Linked DNA regions of Homo sapiens: region 1 is linked to region 2. A link is a contact called in ENCODE Hi-C or POLR2A ChIA-PET data. All regions are on one chromosome and are shown on one strand. Each heading gives the region's core, a stretch centred on a gene start or an enhancer-like site at or near the end of the contact. The rest is flanking DNA. Distances are from core to core; before and after follow the strand shown.

What was found. A loop is a pair of places that touch in the nucleus more often than their neighbours do. ChIA-PET counts read pairs that join two places held with the same protein, here RNA polymerase II (POLR2A). Pooled maps may share reads with other maps.
Region 1: a map of CD14-positive monocyte shows a loop between it and region 2 (2.2-fold over the local background). The contact joins two enhancer-like sites. A Hi-C loop is called at or near these places in 1 of 168 maps with a recorded cell type or tissue (CD14-positive monocyte) and 1 of 50 pooled maps. POLR2A ChIA-PET finds 5 or more read pairs at or near these places in 1 of 52 experiments (HEK293).

What each region holds. Positions count from the first base shown.
Region 1 is chr6:12,205,752-12,210,485 of GRCh38, forward strand. It overlaps a transcript of HIVEP1 not described here. Among named protein-coding and RNA genes, the nearest start is that of EDN1, 82 kb to the right of the region's middle. Within about 2 kb of position 2,745, at least 3 of the 41 ENCODE cell types and tissues checked have a DNase peak (open chromatin) inside an H3K27ac peak, as active enhancers do.
Region 2 is chr6:12,351,399-12,356,779 of GRCh38, forward strand. No RefSeq gene overlaps it. Among named protein-coding and RNA genes, the nearest start is that of EDN1, 64 kb to the left of the region's middle. Within about 2 kb of position 3,278, at least 5 of the 41 ENCODE cell types and tissues checked have a DNase peak (open chromatin) inside an H3K27ac peak, as active enhancers do.

The sequences.
Region 1 (4,734 bases), core at 1,495-3,994, 150 kb before region 2:
TACTAGATAATTATGAACTGCTTTTGGACAATTAATCAAGTGACTTCCCTAAGGGCACAGATCATAGATGAACAGGTCAGGATCCACACCCAGGTCTATGTGACCCTGAAACCCATATTTTTAGCATACAGCGTGGCACCTGCCTCTTTCCTCTGCAATCTCAGCTGCTGGAGCCATCATTAATTAGATAGTAACAGGGTGTATTATGGGTTGTATTGTGTCCGCCCCAAAATTTATGTGTGGAAGTCCTAATACCCGGTACCTCAAAATGTGACCTTATATGGAGACAGGGAAATGTAATCAAGTTAACGAGGTCATTAGGATGGGCCCTAATCCAATATGACTGGTGTCCTTGTACAAAGAGGAAATTTATTTTTGTTTTTGTTTTTGTTTTTTCTTGGAGACAGAGTCTCGCTCTGTCACCCAGGCTGGAATGCAGTGGCACGATCTCAGCTCACTGCAACCTCCACCTCCTGATTTCAACCAATTCTCCTGCCTCAGCCTCCTGAGTAGCTGGGATTGCAGGTGCCCGCCACCACACCTGGCTAATTTTTTTGTATTTTAGTAGAGACAGGGTTTCACCATGTTGGCCAGGCCGGTCTTGAACTCCTGAACTCAGGCAATCCTCCCTCCTCAGCCTCTCAAAGTGCTGGGATTACAGGCGTGAGCTACAACACCCATCCAAAAGGGGAAATTTGAACACACACACACAGAGAAAGAGAGAGACAGAGAAAGAGAGAGAGAATGCCACATGAGGACTGGAGTTATGTTGCCACAAGCCAAGGAATTTTGAGAAGCTTGGAAAGAGGCCTGGAATAGCTCCTTCCCTGGCATCTTTAGAGGAAGCGTGGCCTTCCAAACACCTTGATTTTAGATTTCTAGGCTCCAGAACTGTGAAATAATACATTTATATTGTTTAAGCCAACCAGTCTGTGGTGCTTTGTTATGGCAGTCCTAGGGAACCAGAATGCTGTCTTTAGTTATCCTCAATATTTTATGCACTCAAAGAAGCCTTTGCCAAATGTCTAGTGAAGACACAGTGCTAGACTCCTTCCCTAGGGAAGGCAGCTGGGTTTTGTGCAGTTTCTATGTTGTCCAAACCCTTTGCCCCAGGAGTGGGTGAGAAGCTGCAGCAAGTCACTTACAATGAAGGGTGATTGCGAGTAGGAGTGATCACCTAGGTCTCTGATGTGTGCTAATTTCCTCCTGTAATTAACCTGTCAACACTGTCTGTTAATAAACCTAGGGGGTTGCCAACATTGATCAAATACAACACGAGGAAATTGGATCCTATGGAAAAAATGTCACATCAAAGTTTCAGAAGCATTTAAAAAAATCTGTTCTGATTCTGCTGAGTTTTTAAGTCAGACAAATCATTCCTGATGAGTTAAGATTGCTGGCACCTGGGTCGTCTGGTGAGGCACCTCGTTTTGATTGCCCGTTGCATAGTTTCATTTCAGCCTAAGATCTTAATTCCTGCAAATGATTTCCCTAGCATATATGATGAAAAGTAATGTGCCTGCTGAAGATGGATTTAACCATATTTAGCTATTGGAAAGACCTTGTCAGGAACCATCTTTATTCATTTTTTAAATGTTTGTATAGTGGCATATGAATGTTCAATAAATATAATTTTCATGATCACACAATATTTTCTCTTAACCTTGATCTCTTCTCCTAGATTATTTAAATTCCCTATGTTAATAATAGAAAAAAAGGACCTATAATTGCTATTGAATTCCTGCAGTTTACACACTGTGCTAGAAATACCTGTCAAATTTCCCTGTAACTGCTGTGAAACAGCCTCAGAAGCCAGCGGGGCCACCAGCAGAAGGTCTGATACCTTCTACCTCACAATTAATCTAGATTTGGCGGGGCATGGTGGCTCACACCTGTAAATCCGAGAACTTTGGGAGGCCAGGGCAAGGGGCTTACTTTAGTCCAGGAGTTCTAGACCAGCCTGGGCAATACAGCAAGAACAGTCTCTACAAAATAATAATAATAATAATAATAATTAGCCAGGTGTGGCGGTACATGACCGTGGTCTCAGCTTCTCTGGAGGCTGAGGTTGGAGGATTGTTTGAGCCCCAGGGGGTCAAGGCTGCAGTGAGCTGTGATCACACCACTGCACTCCAGCCTGAGACTCTGTCTCAAAAAAAAAAAAAAAAAATCTAGATTTATGGATCATGGATGTGGAAGAATCAGACCTTGCTTTGAATTCAGCTGTGTCACTCACTATACCAGTTTCAGAAATACCTTCTGAGGGCCATGCTCCCTAAAAATAATTTTAATAAAGAGTATAGACAGTTTACTTCTTAAAAAGCAATTTATTATCTGAAAGAAGGAAAGTTCATAGTGATTATTCTGGTCAATGCTTCATTCATGTTGATATTTCCATAGATAATAGTAGTTAATTTTTGGTAGTTGTTGATTTACATGTTTCATTAACTTAGCTACATGCCTTGTAGCACCTAACACCTCACCCTTTTTGAGCAATTTCTCAGGAAAAGATTGGTGATGACTTTGTTTTGTACAGCTGACTCATCACCCCAAACTCGCCCTGTGATGAGCCCTGGGAACCCTTGCAACCTTGATGACAGCAGTCAGGAAGTATATGCAGTTAAGCAATTCCCATAGAAGGGAAGTGAAGCAGTGGGTCACCTGATACTGGAGTCTCATAACCAGACTCGCGAAGTAGGAAGGAAGCCTCCTTGCAGGGCGGTTCCACCACAGTATGAGCGGCCACAGAAAAAGTTACCCTGAGTGTTCCGTGCTGCACCGCGTCACCCAGCCCCACATTCATATGTTGAAGTCCCAAACCCTAGTACTTCAGAGTATGATCGTATTTGGAGATGAGTCTTTAAAGAGATAATTCAGTTAAAATGGGATCCTGGGAGTGGGCTCTAATCCAGTTTAAATGGCGTCCTTAGAAGAAGAGGAGAGGGGGACACAGACACACACAGAGGGAATCCCATGTGAGGACATAGGGAGAAGGTGCCATCTACCAGCCAAGGAGGGAGGCTTCAGAATGAACCAGCTCTGCTGACACCTGATCTCAGACTCCTCCAAAACAGTGAGAAAATAAACTTCTGTGGCCTAAGGTGCACCATCTGTGATGTTTGTTACTGAAGCCCTATCTGACTAATACAGTGGGTGTTGCGTTTATGCAACCTTTTCCTTCATAGAATGCAGAGGGATTAATCTCCTACTTCTTGCCTGTTTTCCCTCAGCATTAGCCACTCTGGCCTCCTCGCTGTTCTGCACACGTGCCATTCCCTCTGCCTAGAACATATTTCTTTCAGATACCTTCCTGGCTCCTTCCTTTGGTTGCTTTAAGTCTGCTGGCATCTTGCCTTCTCGGCAGGTCTCCTCTGGCCACTTATTCAAAATTACAAACCATCCACCTCCTACCATCCCCCAGCACTCTTTATCCTCCTTGGTTTTAAAATTTTTCTCTATATCACAAGGTCAGGAGATCGAGACCATCCTGGCTAACACGGTGAAACCCTGTCTCTACTAAAAATGTAAAAAATTAGCCTGGTGTGGTGGCAGGAGCCTGTAATCCCAGCTACTTGGGAGGCTGAGGCAGGAGAATGGCGTGAACCCGGGAGGCGGAGCTTGCAGTGAGTCCAGATAGCACCGCTGCACTCCAGCCTGGGCGACAGAATGAGACTCCGTCTCAAAAAAACAAAAAATTTTTTTCTCTAGAGGGCTTATCACCTCCCAGCACCCTATATAATGTACTTATTTAAACATTTAACTTCTTCATTAGAATGTAAGCTCCATGAAGGCAGAAATTTTTGTCTGTTTTATTCACTGATATATGCCCCACAGTAGGGATAGTACAGGACATGTAGTAGGAACTCAAGAAGTATTTGTTGAATGAAAATATTAATAATAATCATCATAATACTTAATGTGAATTGAGCAATATGTGCCAGATACTAAGTGCTTTACGTGTATTGGTTCATTATACATGCATAGATACACTTAATGTAGTATAGCTTAATTAATTATGTTAATTAATATATGAATTACTTCATGGTTAAAATAAAAATATTCCTGTGTGGTTAAAAAATGTTTGATTTCTTTCCTCTTTGTTATATATTGTGGGAGTGAAGGAACTCCTCTAAAAGCAGAGTAGGCAGTGATAAAGCTTGTAGGGAAACTTTGATTCAGGACAAAGAAAGATTTGTCTTTTCAGAAAGGTGGTTATATAGCCGGGTGTAGTGGTGGGCGCTTGTAAGCCCAGCTACTCGGAGAATCGCTTGAACCTAGGAGATGGAGGTTGCAGTGAACCAGGATCGTGCCACTGCACTCCAGTCTGGGCAACAGAGCCAGACTCTGTCTTAAAAAAAAAAAAGAAAAAGGAGTTTATGGTACATGTGAACTAGTATTTACTAGTTACCAATGATTCAGTCCTTACCCTGTGGGAGGCACAATCCCTTCCTCAGCCAACCAGGGAAGGAATGGATAAAACAATCTGCAAGGTAGAAAGTGCAGAAATGAAATGCAAAGACTGGATTACAAAGCACGTTATGCCTCCGTCCAAACACTCCCTACGTTTCTCACCATAGCCTTCAAGATAAGAAAGAGCTTTTGATTCGCTGGTATAATTTTGAAGCAGATAATTTCTTGAAAATATTCGATTTTAATCTTGGTTGCTTTTGTGTTTTGTGATCCTTATTGATTACCTATTTCAGCATAGTTAGAGTAGTTTAAAGTTGCTAGGGT
Region 2 (5,381 bases), core at 2,028-4,527:
ATTCCAGGGTCTGGAGGTTGGTGACTCTCTTCTCACAGCTCCACTAGGCAGGGCCCCAGTGAGCACTCTGTGTGGGAGCTCCAACCCCACATTTCCCCTCCACACTGCCCTAGTAGAGGTTCTCCATGAGGGCTCTGCCCCTGCAGCAGACGTCTGCCTGGACATCCAGGCATTTCCATACATCCTTTGAAATCTAGGCAGAGGCTACGAAGCCTCAACACTTGTCCTCTGTGCACATGCAGGCTTAATACCATGTGGAAGCTGCCGAGGCTTATGGCTTACATCTTCTGGAGCAGCAGCCTGAGACATATCTGGGGCCCTTTTAGCCATGGCTGGAGCTGGAGTGTCTGGGACACAGGGAGCAGTGTTCTGAGGTAATGCAGGGCATTAGGGCCCTGGGCCCAGCCTGCAAAACTATTCTTCCCTGCTAGGCCTCCAGACCTGTGATGGGAGGGTCTGCTGTGAAGGTTTCTGAAATGCCTTCAAGGCATTTCCCCCATTGTCTTGACTATTAACATTTGGCTTCTCTTTAGCTATGCAAATTTCTGCAGCTGGCTTGAATTCCTCCCCAGAAAATAGGTTTTTCTTTTCTACAACATGGCTGGGCTGCAAATTTACCAAACTTTTATGCTCTGCTTCCCTTTTAAATGTAAGTTCCAGTTTCAGATCATCTCTTGTTTGCTCACAAATATAAGCATATGCTGTTAGAAGCAGCCAGGCCACATCTTGAAGGCCACATCTTGAATGCTTTGCTACTTAGAAATTTCTTCTACCAGAAACCCTAAATAATCATTCTCAAGTTCAAAGTTCCACAGATCTCTAGGACAGGGGCACAATGTCTCTAGTCTCTGCTAAAGCATAGCAAGAGTGACCTTTACTCCAGTTCTCAATAAGATCCTCATCTCCATCTGAGACCACCTCAGCCTAGCCTTCACTGTTCATATCACTATCAGCATTTTGGTCACAATAATTTAACAAGTCTCTAGGACTTCCAAACTTTCCCTCATCTTCTTGTCTTTTTCTGAGCCCTTCAAACTGTTCTAACCTCTGCTCACTACCCAGTTTCAAAGCTGCTTCTACATTTTCAGATATCTTTATGGCAATATCACACTCCCAGTACCATTTTTCTGTATTAGTCCATTCTCTCATTACTATAAAGAACTACGTGAGACTGGGTAATTTATAAAGAGAAAAGGTTTAATTGGCTCATATTTCTGCAGACTGTACAGGAGGCATGGCTACAGAGGCCTCAGGAAACTTACAATCATGGTGGACGGTGAAGGGTGAAAGGGAAGCCACAATGTCCTACATGGCTGGAGCAGGAGGAAGAGAGTGAAGGAGGAAGTGCTACACACTTTTAAATGACCAGATCTTGTGAGAACTCACTCACTATCATGAGAACAGCAAAGGGGAAATCACCCCCACAATTCAATCACCTCTCATCAGGCCCCTCCTCCAATACTGGGGATTAAAATTCATCATTAGATTTGGGTGGGGACACAGATCCAAACCATAGCACCATATGTTCTCATTATTTATCTCCCACATGTAAGTGAGAATATTCGGTATTGGGTTTTCAGTTCCTGTGTTAGATTGCTAAGGATAATGGCCTCCAGCTTCATCCATGTTCCTGCAAAGGACATGATTTCACTCTTTTTGTGGCTGCATAGTATTCCATGGTGTATATGTACCACATTTTTGTTATCCAGCCTACCATTGATGGGCATTTAGGTTGATTCCATGTCTTTGCTATTGTAAATAGTACTGCGATGAACATATGCATGCATGTGTCTTTATGGTAGAATGACTTATATTCCTTTGGGTATATACCCAGTAATGGGATTTCTGGGTTGAATGGTAGTTTTGTTTTTTGTTTTTTGAGGAATTGCCACAATGTTTCCCACAACATTGGACTAATTTAAACTACCACCAGCAGTGTATAAGAGTTCCCTTTTCTCTGCAACGTTGCCGGCATCTGTTATTTTTTGACTTTTTAGTAATAGCCATTCTGATTGGTGTTAGATGGTATTTCATTGTGGTTTTTGATTTGGATTTTTCTAATTATTAGTGATAATTAACATTTTTCCATATGCTTATTGGCTGCATGTACGTCTTCTTTTGAAAAGTGTCTGTTCGCATTCTTTGTCCACTTTTATGTTTGGTTTTTTGTTTTTGTTTTTTGTTTTTGGTCTTGCTCTGACACCCAGGTTGGAGTGCAGTGATGCGATCTCGGCTCACTGTAACCTCTGCTTCCCGGGTTGAAGCGATTCTCCTGCCTCATCCTCCTGAGTAGCTGGGATTACAGGTGTGCCACATGCCTGGCTAATTTTTTTGTATTTTTAGCAGACACAGGGTTTTACCATGTTGCCCAGGCTGGTCTCAAACTCCTGGCCTCATGTGATCTACCTGCCTCGGCCTCTCAAAGTGCTGGGATTACAGGTGTGAGCCATCGTGCCTGTCCCTTTGTCCACTTTTTAATGTGGTTGTGCAACATTTCTTGGGGCCAGTTCCAACTTCAGTTATGCAGCCTTTGGCTCAAGAGCCTTCACAGGATTTCCTTTGGCATTTGCTGCATTTTTGCCAATTCCCACAATATTGTTTGAACTGTAACAGTTTTTCCTTGTTTCTTTCTTTTTTCACCAACTGGGATCTAAGATTGACTTACAGAAGCAAGGTATGTCTGAAACGATTAATATTTCTCTAAGTCTCTATGTGCATCAAGATTTGTAACCTATTGTGAACTTGTGTAACAACCATTTAATCAGTGCAATTGATCAAAGTAGCTTTCTACACAAAAGTGGGTACCTGGCTATCATGTAATCATGAAAAAGCAACAACTCTGAATTTTATTATATTATATTTATGTGCTCCATTTATTATGGTGTTGCCCTCCAAAATGAAATTACATACCCAAATTAAAAATGCACTAAAATATTTTAGTGACAAGAAAATATTTTTCTTTTTTAATATCTGCAGAATGGGCACAAACATATTATACTGGGAATATTTCATTTCATTTTTAAAAAATCATAGAGGCAACATTATGCATTTAGACTCATATTGCAAAGAGCATTATTATTTGCTCTATTTTGACTCCTTTATATTTTCCTTTCTTTTTAAAAGAATATGCGTGTGTGTGTGTGTTTGTGTTGTTTTACTGTCTGGAAGATGACAAACTGTATACTTTAGTGACATAAATTACCTGAACAATTTACTGTAGATGCTCCTGGCAGAAAAGGCCACGTCACTCTTGTGTTTCCTTCTTTGCTGCTGTGAGAACGCTATGTTCCCTGGAGAGCCTGGTGAGGCCTGTCTGGGCTAAATTCTTTTCACATGCATGGTTCACTGCTTGAATACCCAAGAGGCAGAGCTTACTCTCTCACTCTCTGTCTGAGAATGGGTTTACCATTCTTGTGATTGCCCCTTGCATTCTGCTTTTCTGCCTCCAGTAATGTTTGGTATTTGATAATTTAGGGAAAAAGGACCACCAGCTATGCACTTGGACAATTATGAAATAAATGCTGTTTAGGGCATGCAAAGGTTTTATAAATTCTAGCCGGTGATCAGCTCCCAACCCAACGAATGCATTTCAATTGTGTTTATCTTTGCTTGCATATCTAGAAACAAGACATAAACACAGTTATCAACCATTTGGCACCTTTTAAATGGACACAATCATCCACTGTCTAACTTGTAGTGCTATTAAAGTTTGATGTGCAGTTGTAAGAAGCTCTGTTGTCTTCCTTTAATGGCACCAAATCAGGTACAGTCAAATGTTTGCAGACAAGATGCCAGCCAAACCTTAAAGCTGCAAAGGCTCAATCTACCTGGCCAGAAAGTGGTGGCCCCACCCGTTTCTCTATATGCATCCTAATTGTCTCTTTCATAAGTCTCCTGGAGGGCATGTGTATGAATACATTAAACATGTCTAGAAGATAATAAGTGGGGTTTAAGTAGTCTCAACTTTAGCCTTTTTGACTCAAAATATCCCAGACCTGGCAATGGAATGAGCGGGATTATCTGCCTTTTTGTTTCACGGCAGTCCAGTCATTCTGAATGTTACCTTTGGTGTTGCTCAAACACCAGGCATTTCACATGCCCTCAGCTAACAGAATAGCTGAGTATGACTGTCAGTTTCTCCCTTAGGTGGTCACTCAGTCCCAAATTTCCCATTTCTATGACTAATACCAGCATATTTAATATGACGTTGAACACCTTGACCTCCTTTATCTTCTCTTTCTCATGTTCATTACTACCATTACTAATTGTACCTGCTTACTACCACCCACAATTTGGTACATGTCTGGATTGGGAAAGCAGCCTCCTAATCATTTCTGTACATCCAGCTTTCCTCTCTGCTTTCTGCACAGCTGCCAGAACAAGCTCCTGCATATGCTGTTTGTAGCACATCCAGCGATTCATTACCAAAAACTAGAGCCTATTACTTAAGGTCTCCAACAACTGGTTTTCTTTTTAACTTCTCTCTTTCCCCTGTTATTTTCTCCTTTCTGTATCCAACTCAGTGTGCTTTCACCTCACTTCATAAGTGTTGCAAGATGTTTGCCCTTACATTTTTGCATGAATCTTTGCACCAGTCTGGGTGTTCGCTTGTCTTTTCTCTCTGCATCTCTCAAGACCTGAGCTCATCATCCACGAAACCACTCTCCTTTAATTAGGCTACCATTCTGATTACTTCTTCATTTTGCTTTCCTTGTCCCCTGTAAGTTTTTAGTCTATTGAAATTTGAGTCAAAATTAAGTAATTTTGAACCCAACGATGTTTTGTTTTATAATTATTCACAGCATGCTTCCAGTGCATTTGGAATGTACCTCAACCAAACTTTGGAATATACCTCCACCATATACATGATTAAAAACTTCTTAAAGTCACAGAATATGTCATCTACTGTTTTTTATACTACCCATATACCATGCTTCTATTCAGCCTTCGTGCAACAAATGCTCATGAGCATATAGGGGCTGCAGATACAGCAGGAGTGAGAAAGATAGGACTAGTTCTTGCCCTCAAGAGCTAGTGGGGAGTGGGCTCATCCAATTAATATCTCTGAGACACAAAGGGAATATTAGGCATGTGATTTCCAAAGGAACAAAAAGAGCATGTGCGATAACTTCACAAGCAGGAGCCAAAACAAATTCTGCATCATACCTAATGGCAAGAGAAATGAGAAAATTGCATCCAAGTATTTATTTTGAACAGCTGTGGGATGCAACAGTACAATTAGAAAATCACATGTCAGGCACTGGACACAGGCATCTGCCAGATTCTGTTGTCCTCCTATAGCCTCTCAAAATAGTAGGACCAGCGTCTGAGGGGTGTGGGGGCTGAAAATACTCTACATTTTGATCTGGGTTGTGGCTACA